Regions from separate parts of the Homo sapiens genome. Here region 2 is linked to region 1. A link is an interaction called in ENCODE POLR2A ChIA-PET data of the cell type or tissue named here. Cell type or tissue: endothelial cell of umbilical vein. All regions are shown on one strand. Region 1 has its middle 180 kb from the start of LINC02461. Region 2 overlaps ADAMTS20 (ADAM metallopeptidase with thrombospondin type 1 motif 20).

What was found. ChIA-PET counts read pairs that join two places held together with the same protein. Peaks named below come from ENCODE experiments on the same cell type or tissue, not always from the same donor. Only the 100,000 strongest peaks of a DNase experiment are listed, where the experiment ranks them.
Region 2: POLR2A ChIA-PET joins it to region 1 with 6 read pairs; 2 of 35 experiments call an interaction of 5 or more read pairs at or near these places.

Annotation. Positions count from the first base shown.
Region 1 is chr12:42,968,129-42,973,128 of GRCh38, reverse strand. No RefSeq gene overlaps it. Among named protein-coding and RNA genes, the nearest start is that of LINC02461, 180 kb to the left of the region's middle. In endothelial cell of umbilical vein, no CTCF peak of the experiment used is centred here; DNase peaks (open chromatin) are centred at 1,968, 2,938 and 3,598; H3K27ac peaks cover 2,544 bases.
Region 2 is chr12:43,418,476-43,423,475 of GRCh38, reverse strand. All of the region lies in intron 28 of ADAMTS20 (ADAM metallopeptidase with thrombospondin type 1 motif 20), which reads left to right. Among named protein-coding and RNA genes, the nearest start is that of ADAMTS20, 130 kb to the left of the region's middle. In endothelial cell of umbilical vein, no CTCF peak of the experiment used is centred here; no DNase peak of the experiment used is centred here.

The sequences.
Region 1 (5,000 bases):
TGCCCAAGCCCTTATTTTGCTTCTGAGTCCAGTCCACATTTCCAGCATCAGCAATACATCCCCGGGTTCTTCCACCTCACAGGTAACTTGAAGTCAACATGTCTAACTCAGGGCTCAACCTTCCCTGCACACTTATTCTTTCATTTTCATTCCTCATCTTGGTTATTATGGCATAATATTCCATTGTATGAATACAGCACATTTATCTATTGTTTTGATGATAGATATTTGGATTGTTTCTAGTTTGGGCTATTATAATTAGTGCTGCTATGAATATTCATATATATATGGTACCAACTGACATTCCCACCAGCACTATATAAATTTTTTACTGTTCCATATTCTTGCCAAACATGAACCTTTACATTTTTGTCATCTGGAGGGTGTGTTAGTGGCATCATTATTTGCACCACCCTGATTATTAGAATTTGAGCATTTTTTTAATGCTTATGGTCCCATCCTTTCACTTTCAACCTCTCTGAGTTCTTTTGTTTTAGGTGTGCCGTTTGAATTCAATATATAACTAAATTGAGTTCCTTAACCAGTCTGGCAATTTGGTCTTTTAACTAAAAAATGTAGCCCATATGTATTTGTTGTAATTACTGACATATTTTAATTCATTTATACTTTCTTATTTTGTGTTTCCTAAACTTTCTCCCTCTTCTGTTTGTTTCTTTTTATCTTCGTTCTTGCATACTTTTGTGCTGGTTTTTCTCATTCTGGATTCTGCCCACAACTCATTTAGAATTATAAACTTTTCCTTTATTATTTTAATCATGAATATAGGAATTTAACATGCACATTTAATTTTAAAAAGTCTAAAGCCAGTAAGATATATTTACCAAAGTATTTTAGTTACATCATTATTATAACAACAAAATTAGACATTGTTGTTATTGTTTATACAAATTGTTTTTTTCATCTTTCTCACATAGTTAGGGTATATTATTGATCAAAATCCATCAGTATTGTTTGTCTGAAAAAAACTTCAATGTTATTTTCCAGCTTGAAGCATAATTTTGCTGGGCACACACTACTAGGTTGACGAGTATTTTCTCTACAGTCTGAAGACAGTTTTTGGTGTTCTTTTAGTTTATATTGTTGTTTCTGACAAGTTAGATGGCAATTTGACTATTATTCTTCCATAGATAACAATGTGTTTTTTCTCTCTAGCTATTTGGGGTTGGGGAAGGAGGGGTCTTAGGTATTAAGAAATTTTACTACAAAGCGTCTTGATGTGGTTTTCATTTTATTTGACTTGTTTGGAACTTCTGGATTTCCTGTTTCCAAGGATTCCAAGGGATTCATGTTCTTATATAATTTTTTGATAATTTTCAGATCTTAACACTTCAAATAGTGTCTCTCTGCAATACCTCTGCTTTTCATCTAGAACCCAATTAGACATTTGTTATATTGCCTCACTGGCATTTTTCATGTTTCTTAATTTCTCTTTTATATTGCTTTTATCTCTTTTATAGTGTTTTATCTGTTTCTCTTATTACATTCTAGATTTCTTCAGATATATTCCTGTTCACTAATTTTCTCTTCAGCTTTGTCTGATCTGTTTAACCTATTCATTTTTTTATTTCAATTATATTTATTTCTACAATTTCTATTTGAGTCTTTTAAAATCTGCCTATTCATTTTTAAAATCTTATTCTATACTCATACCTTATTATTTCTTTAAACACATTAAATATAATAATTCAATAATTACAATATATAATATCTTTGTGAGTCTGAGTCTGCCATTTCTATTTTTTAGTCTGTTAGGTTGTTTTGGTTTCTTTGGCTTCATTTTTGCTGATTTGTGTTCATGGTTGCTTCTTTCCTTGTGTTATACAATTTTGTAATCATGAGTATATGTTCAAAAAACTTTATCTATGGGAATTTTTGAGTCCTAAGTTTAAGACATGTTATTCCAGAGAGATTTATATTTGCTTCTGCCAAGCATCTTGGGAGACTGCCAACCAAGGGTCACTTTATAATAAATTCTAAGCTTAAGGTATCTCAAACACAAGAGTAGTATAAACTTGGGCCTCAAATCTCTGAGGTGGCCGGCACAGGGAAGAATTTTTTCTTCCACTAGGAGTAGAAGTCAAGGTAGGGATACTTTTAGTTCACTATTTCACCAACAGTGTCATGTGGTGGGTCAAAGCTTTTCACCTCTGATATCTATGCCGACACGGTCTTAGTCTTTGCTTCTTGGCCCCAATTTAATAACAAAACCAAAGCTCTGAGTTATGGGCAAATGGCAGGTGACTTTAGGAAAATGGGGGATTTTCACCACTGGCTTACTTCTATGGATTTTTACTTTTGCATTATTTTTCGCTTCATACAAATTTGTTTCCAGGTCAGCAATGCATTTAAAAATAAATATTAAATATTTTACTGAGCATTTTTAGGTAGATGAGGGTTTTAGGATTTCCAGTCTGCTATAATGCTTGATATAGAAGTCACCTTTGAGCATGGAGTACTTTTTCACAGTTAGTTTTTAGGAACCTAAAATAGATATCATTATATATTATTTGATGTGTGTGTGTGTGTGTGTGTGTGTGTGTGTATGCCTTTCATAAGTGCATGTTAAGTTCCTGGAGGAAATGAAACTTTTCTTTTTTCAGTGTTTATCTTTCCCAGATACAGGGTAAGGCTTCGCCTTTGGTCAGCACTCCATAAATGAATGATTTGATGGTCTTATTCTCTTCCCTGGGCTCCCATAGAAACTATGTCTATCAAGGAATAATTATTACACTGCAGCAAATTGTGTTTCTCCCTACCCAGCAGATTAGAATTTCTTACTGGCAGTCATCTTATTTTATTGTCTTTGCAGATTTAGAGCTTAGTTTAGAGTTTGGCCCATAATAAACACTAAATAAAAGTTGACTCAAAGAAATCATAGCCTTAGTCTCTGAGACTGGCATGTTAGGCAGGAGAAAGCAACCGTATTCATTTCAAGAATGATACTGATTTCAGTGATTCGGATGGGCTGGGAAAAGCCTGCCAAAGAGGAGACAGAGGAAACTGAGTCAGGCTTGATAGTCTCTGTTTTTATGCTTTCTGGGAGTTTTTACTTTAGGGGCCAGACAGGAAGGAAGAATGGAAAAAGACAAAAAAAACTTCCTTGAACAAAAATCAAAACTTTTTTCTTCCTGCAGTAGTCGCCAATGAATTGCCCAAAAGGAAGATCTTATCCTTCTTCCTTCCACTCATTTTACGGAAACATATGTTAAATACTTAGCATCTTTGATTATTTTAAGCTCTTTAAATGAGCTTAAGTTGGCAAAGTTGAAATAATAGAGTATGTGGCAGCATGGTGGTTTCCTATAAAACCCCATAAATAGGTATTCTAATCTGAGATCTTCTGTATATCCTGGAAAATCTTCCTAAATGAGGACTGTGAGCACCTTGCAAGTCCTCAGACTTCATCAGCTCTTATTTTTACCTGCTGGAGGTCATTTCAGTCCATGGAATCATGGCTAGGGCCTATTCTGACAGAGCCATCCTGATTCCTAATGAGGCTATCTTGAGTTTCACTCTGGGGAGTCCAGACTGCTGGAACGGAGACCACTCCCTTTTCCGGAATGCTCCCTTTGGACATATCAGCTCCAGCATGTAGCCTGCGGCAGCCAAACATGTAACTTGCTGGGAATTCGGTAATACTTTCCTTGACCTGTTGGCTTTAACGTTTGCTTTGATGCCCTTTGCCTTTTATTCCTTCATCTGTTCCAGAAGGTCCACCACATAGCCTGACTTCACTTTTGTTCTTTGTTCTGTAATTCTCTATCTCTGAAACAGAAATAACCATCTTTCCTGTGACCTGCCTCCAAGAGATAATGTGAAGCAGTGCTTTGAACACATCAGAAGAAACTATGCTAAATAATTTCAAAAGTAAAGGGATTAGTCATTTTTTTTCTTAAAATTCTTATGGATTGTCATAAAACATACTGATATAGCCTAACAATCCCTGTTCTGTAAAGCCCAAAAACATGAGAAAGTAAGAACTTGATATCAAACTTCAATTCCAATGTCACTTCCTCCAGGAAAATTTTCTGACCCCTCTCACTCTCTAAATCTAATACCTGCTGTTTAAAATTATAAATGTTGGCATTTATAAAACTCTTACTATAAGCCAGACACAGTGTTAATGCTTTATATGCAAAGCCATGTTTCCATTCATTTATTTCCTATTAAATCTAAATATTTAAAGTATATCCTCCTTGCCAAGCTTTGTGGTGAAATGAGTTTACGGTGATGAAAAAGATATGATCCTCACCCTCTTGAGCTACAGTCTAGGGAGGAAGATAAATATTGTATATACACAGAAGAAGATAGAATTAAAATTATTACAAGTACTGTGTAAGAAAACAACAGGCAGGTAGGAAAGAAAACAGAAACGTGAATAGAACTGATATACACTTTGAGATCAGGAGAAAGATGCTTGAGCTGTGACCTGTGAAAAGATATTTAGGCTGAAATCTCAGAGATGAGTCACCATTAGTTGGTGGGAGTTGGGGTATTAGAGCATTTCAGAAAAGGAGTCAGCATGTTCTAAGGCCCAAAGTAGGGAAGACTTGGTATATTACAGGACATAGAGAAAGTGTGGCTGGTGTGTAACAAGTAAAGGAGAGGGTGAGAAAGATGAGATTGATGAGAGGGGCAGAGACTGGAATCTAGCATGATTGCAAGGAGTTTTTATTTTATTCTAAGTGATTTCATAATAAGTATATCTCATAAAATCAAAACACCTTTTGAGATGAATACTACTGTTGTCTTCACTTTACAGATAAGGAGACTGAGAGACAACGTAATTTGCCTAACATCACACAGCTAGTGAGGGGTATAGGTAGTATTAGAAACCAGACTTCAAATACCCATGTTTGAGCTCTTAAAAAAATTACGCTGAACCACCTCTATATGGCAAGAGGATCTTATGCAAATCACCATTATAACATGTACCGTCATTGTATTTCAGTACTTATATCACATAATAGCACTATGTT
Region 2 (5,000 bases), 450 kb before region 1:
TATTTTCCCTACCCATTCATGACTTCAATTCACCAAGCATTAAACATTTACTTAGGTCTCATGCTTTATATTAGATATTGAAGCAATTAAAATTAAGTGTTTGTGAGTCAGATTCTCTGTTTTAGAGGTCAGCAAACTATGGTCCAGGTACCAAATCTGGCCTGTTGCCTATTTTTAAAATAAGTTCTATTGGAACACAGTCATGCTCATTTGTTTACGTGTTATCTATGGCTGGTTTTGCACTACAGCAGTAGCATTGATTAGTTGCAATAGAAACTCTGTAACTCACAAAGCCTGAAATATTTACTATCTAACTTTTTCTGGGAAAAGTTTGCTGACCCCTGTTCTATTTAATAAACATTATAATGCTTTTAAGTTTAACATAAAAAGGTACTTAGATTTATAGAATATTAAAATTACAAATAATTCATTCCAGGTCAGTTTTAGATGTTTTTGATCCTTTGATATTTTACATTTTAAGGTTTATCAACCTTCTCTACATATCCACTGTGATATTCATGCAATGTTTATGTAAATGTATCTATACTATATTCCAATATATTTTTGTTATGCTATTTTTTGTATGTAAATTATATCACAAGTGAAAAATCTGAATGCTCATTAAAGTCCTCTGTATAGATGACTTTTCAACCTCACAAAAACAAATGACCAAGAAAACAATAATCACAGATTGCCAAATAGTAAGACAGATGTGCAGAATTATTTAGTGTTATTACATGTATATCCCAAAAGGAATTCATTGAATAATTCACTCTTTGCACTATGAAGAAATGTAGTATTTTTATTTTTTTGATAAGTTGAATGTATTGAAGTTTTAAAAATCACAATAAAGGTTTGTATAGAATTTTTACAATCATATTTACTTTTTTATATGTATGAAGTACTTACATATTATTAGAGTGACTGGATTTCTTTTATTATATGAAGCATATTTATTTGTTAAATTAGACTTTTATATTAAATGGGTTTAGGGGATCTGAAGTTCTGTTGTCAATACCAAATATAACATTTTACCTCTTTCAGTGTTGGTGCATATTAGACAAACTTCAGAATAGCTTATTAGCATATTAGATTAATATTCTTTCATGGATAACTTTAACTTCAACAGATCCTGTTGACTAAGTAGAAAATTAAGAGTGTGTATGCATGCATGTGTGTGTGTATGAGTGAGTGACATGAAATCTCAGAAACATTTTTCATTTTAAAGCAAATGAAATGTGAAATGTAAAATTATTTAAAATATTATTAGAAAGCTTTAAGATACATTTAAATTTTCTTCATGTTGTAGAAAGTCTTGTGCTGTAATAAAAAAAGGAATAAATAAATCTTAGCCTATGTTAATTTAATGGCTACATTTTTGGTGATTAGTCAGCGTGAAATGATTGTATTTTAACCCGTTTATTAGTGGGTATTGTGGCTTTGTGCTTTATGTCATTCATATGTATGTTGTATTTTTACTCCTTGCACTTAAAATGTTCCGAGTCACTGAACAGATCTTATATTATTAATATAAGGAATGCCTCCTTTCTTTCGGTGGTGTTTTTCTTAAATAACAAACTGTTAATTTCTCTTATTAAACATTTAATTGTTGAATAGTATATGTTTTCATAATTGTATTTAGTTTATGTATAAGCTACTGTATTTTTTACATAATATTCTTGTTAGAAACTAACACTGGGATTTAAAAGTATAAGACTTATTTGTTAGCAGTCAATTTTTAAATACTGTGAAATTTTTATAATTTTCTCTTTATATATTATAAACAATGAATACAAATTAATGATGTAAGCAAATTTATTTAATAAGTTAAAAATAGATATGCTTATGACCAAGGTAGTCTTTAAAAGGTGAGTAAAAGTTTTACTTTTCTCATTCATATATAGTAAGGGACATTACGTGTAACACAATTCAACTAGCAAATGCTCTTTAAGTAAATTCATATTACTTAAATTTTCTCACTAAGTTTCATTTTAGAAGTAATTTATTTTCTTGGAATGTTTTTATTCCTCACATAGAATGAAATCATATTTGGTAAACAAATAGTGTGTATTCAGTGTGCTTTGGGAATGATGACTATCCAACAGTAGGGAAGAGAATATATATTTTTTTCCTTTTTGCCTTAAAGATTGTTTTTCCTCACACAAAAAAAGAGAAAGTTTTTTTTTTTTTTTTGTAAATGAAAGCTTGCTACTTGAACCCTAAATTCTGGCGCATTCACTTTGTGTTTCTTCTTAAAAAAAATGTCCTTCTGAAACATTGTGCAGAAAAAAATATATACTGTACTAAATCTATTATATGATATAATGGAATGCAACAAATAGAAGCACTGTCAGAAATGATCATGTAAGCCGGGCATAGTGGCTCATGCCTGTAATCCCAGCACTTTGGGAGGCTGAGGCGGCTGGATCACTTGAGGCCAGGAGTTCGAGACCAGCCTGGCCAACATGGTGAAACCCCCGTCTCTACTAAAAATACAAAAATTACCTGGGCGTGGTGGCATGCGCCTGTAATCCCAGCTACTCTGGAGGCTGAGGCAGAAGAATCGCTTGAACCTGGGAGGTGGAAGTTGCAATGAGCCGAGATGGTGCCACTGCATTCCAGCCTGCGTGACAGACCGAGACCCCATCTCAAAAAAAAAAAAAAAAAAAAAAAAAGAAGGAGGAGGAGGAGAAGAAGAAGAAGAGGAAGAAGAAGAAATGAGCATGTAGTAGCAGCAAACACCGGTAAATCTGACATTTGTCCATTTGAAAAGAGCACTAAGGGTCTGAGCAAAGGGTGTTGGGCTCTGCCTCCCCCTGTAGCTCCCATTTAAGAGAAATGCACTCAGGAAGAAACTGCCTCTGTTGCTCCTAAGGCCAGCAGGAGCCAGGCAATGTGTAGGCAAATAGTTTCAAGAAACTGCCACTTCTTTATGTTGACTTTGTAAAGTGGAGTGTTCAGTGAAAACATAGTAATTGTTTTCTTAAATTTGAAAAAGACACATAAGTATAGTAAACAGGTTAGAAATATATTTTAAAAATAAATTTTATAATACACTTCTCATAACAATTAAGTATTTAACTAGTATTTTTCCATTTATTATGTTTTCTACTGTATCTTTCTAAAGTACATTCATTGATTCTCCCCAAAAGTATGAGTATCTACTACATATTAGACATCGTAATGGTCACTAAAAATAAACCAGGCACTGTGGACAAGGTGTTTGCAGTTTAGCAATGAATGTAATTAATAAACAGGTGGCCAGAATGCCGGGTGAGATTCCTAACACATTTCAGTAACAACCATGTGATTTATCATACTGAAGACCCATAATATTTGGGGCTTACTAGGTTGAGATAATCCAAGAATTAGTAATGAAGATTGTATTTAACAGTAAAATAATTCGGCAATTGTTCCTTCTACAAAGCCTAAACTAGTAGGCTATTCTGTCATAACCTGGCAAGAGATAAGCAGTGTCCTAATTCCCTACCATAAAAGAATAATATTTTGCATAATTGCAGCATCTACCTTTTCTGCACATGTGGATTTCATATGTCACCAAAGAAGAGAATGTAGATGGATGTATAGTTTGTCCTAGATATGATGTTCAGAAAATAATTTTGAAGACAAAATTGGGCCCTGCAGATTTGAAATGTATGACCTGGGAAAAATTTAAGTGGATACTCTAATTATTGGTGAGATCATAAAAGAGGAGACTGTGTGTGTGTGTGTGTGTTTGTGTGTGTGTGTTATAATGTTGAGTGAAGTTGGAATGTACAGTATAAAATAACCCTAAAAACTCTCAATATGAAATGGTTATAGGCCATGTTTTTTTCTATATGTTTCCATGTTAAAGAAAGTGAAAGTGTCCATGTTTCCATGGCAGTTCTCCTATTTTTCAGGCATAATGCTTTAGGAATGTTTAAGCATCTCAAGAAATTGTTGTCAGTGTTCTACAATATCTATGTGCTGTATATTGAGGCTGTTTATAGAAGATATATAAGCATTCTTAATATTAGTACATTTAGATATCCCAAATTTTTGTTATAGAAACTTTGTGTGTTACCTTCCAATAGTTTGAGAAAATCATACTTTAATTTCTACATTATCACATCACTCAGACATTAACGTTTTTATGTTTATTCCTTGTTAGGAATAAACATTTTTAAGTCATTTGATTTTTAATTTTTTGATCATACGTATCATTCTCAGTAGAACATTTTGAGAATGTGCCCATATATATGTATTATATAGTCATACATTGCACACATAAACTAACATATGATTATGTGATTTATAGAAGATATACAAGTGTAAATTTAAAAGGGTAAGTTGAATAATTAATGTTAAATATAATTTTTATTTTGTGAATGGTAACTTTTCTCTCACAACTGTTCTAACCATTTAATTTTTTTAAAAGTAGTAGACTCGTTAGTTTTGAACATTTTGTTTCAACATTGTGCTATAGCAGTTTTAAAATATGGTTTATTTCAATATGTGGTTTCAATAACTTCTTTAGCTGAAAAATATACCTCACAAAATACCTCCAAATAACAAGGTTTGTCACTGAATGCTCCTGATATATACCAGTAATTGACTTCAAATCCAGTATAAATAATTATTGGAAAAAGATTGAAATTTGCTTCACAAATTTCTATTTTCCAGGTTATTCAGTTCTTGAAGTACTACTAAAAGAAGCTGTAGTTCAATATTTTAACAAGAAGCTTTAAAACTCAGTGAAACTTTGAAATATTCGGAAGCCATTTAAACAGATTAGAAATTTTTGTTTCAACATTTTAGAAATATACAATTGGCATATCGTTTCTGAAATGTTTGCTTCAAAGTTTTAAAAATATGCCCTTGGCGAGCCTGGGTGCAGTGGCTCATGCCTGTAATCCCAGCACTTTGGGAGGCCGGGGCAGGCAGATCACGAGGTCAGTAAGATTGAGACCATCCTGGCCAACATGGTGAAACCCTGCCTCTACTAAAAATACAAAAAT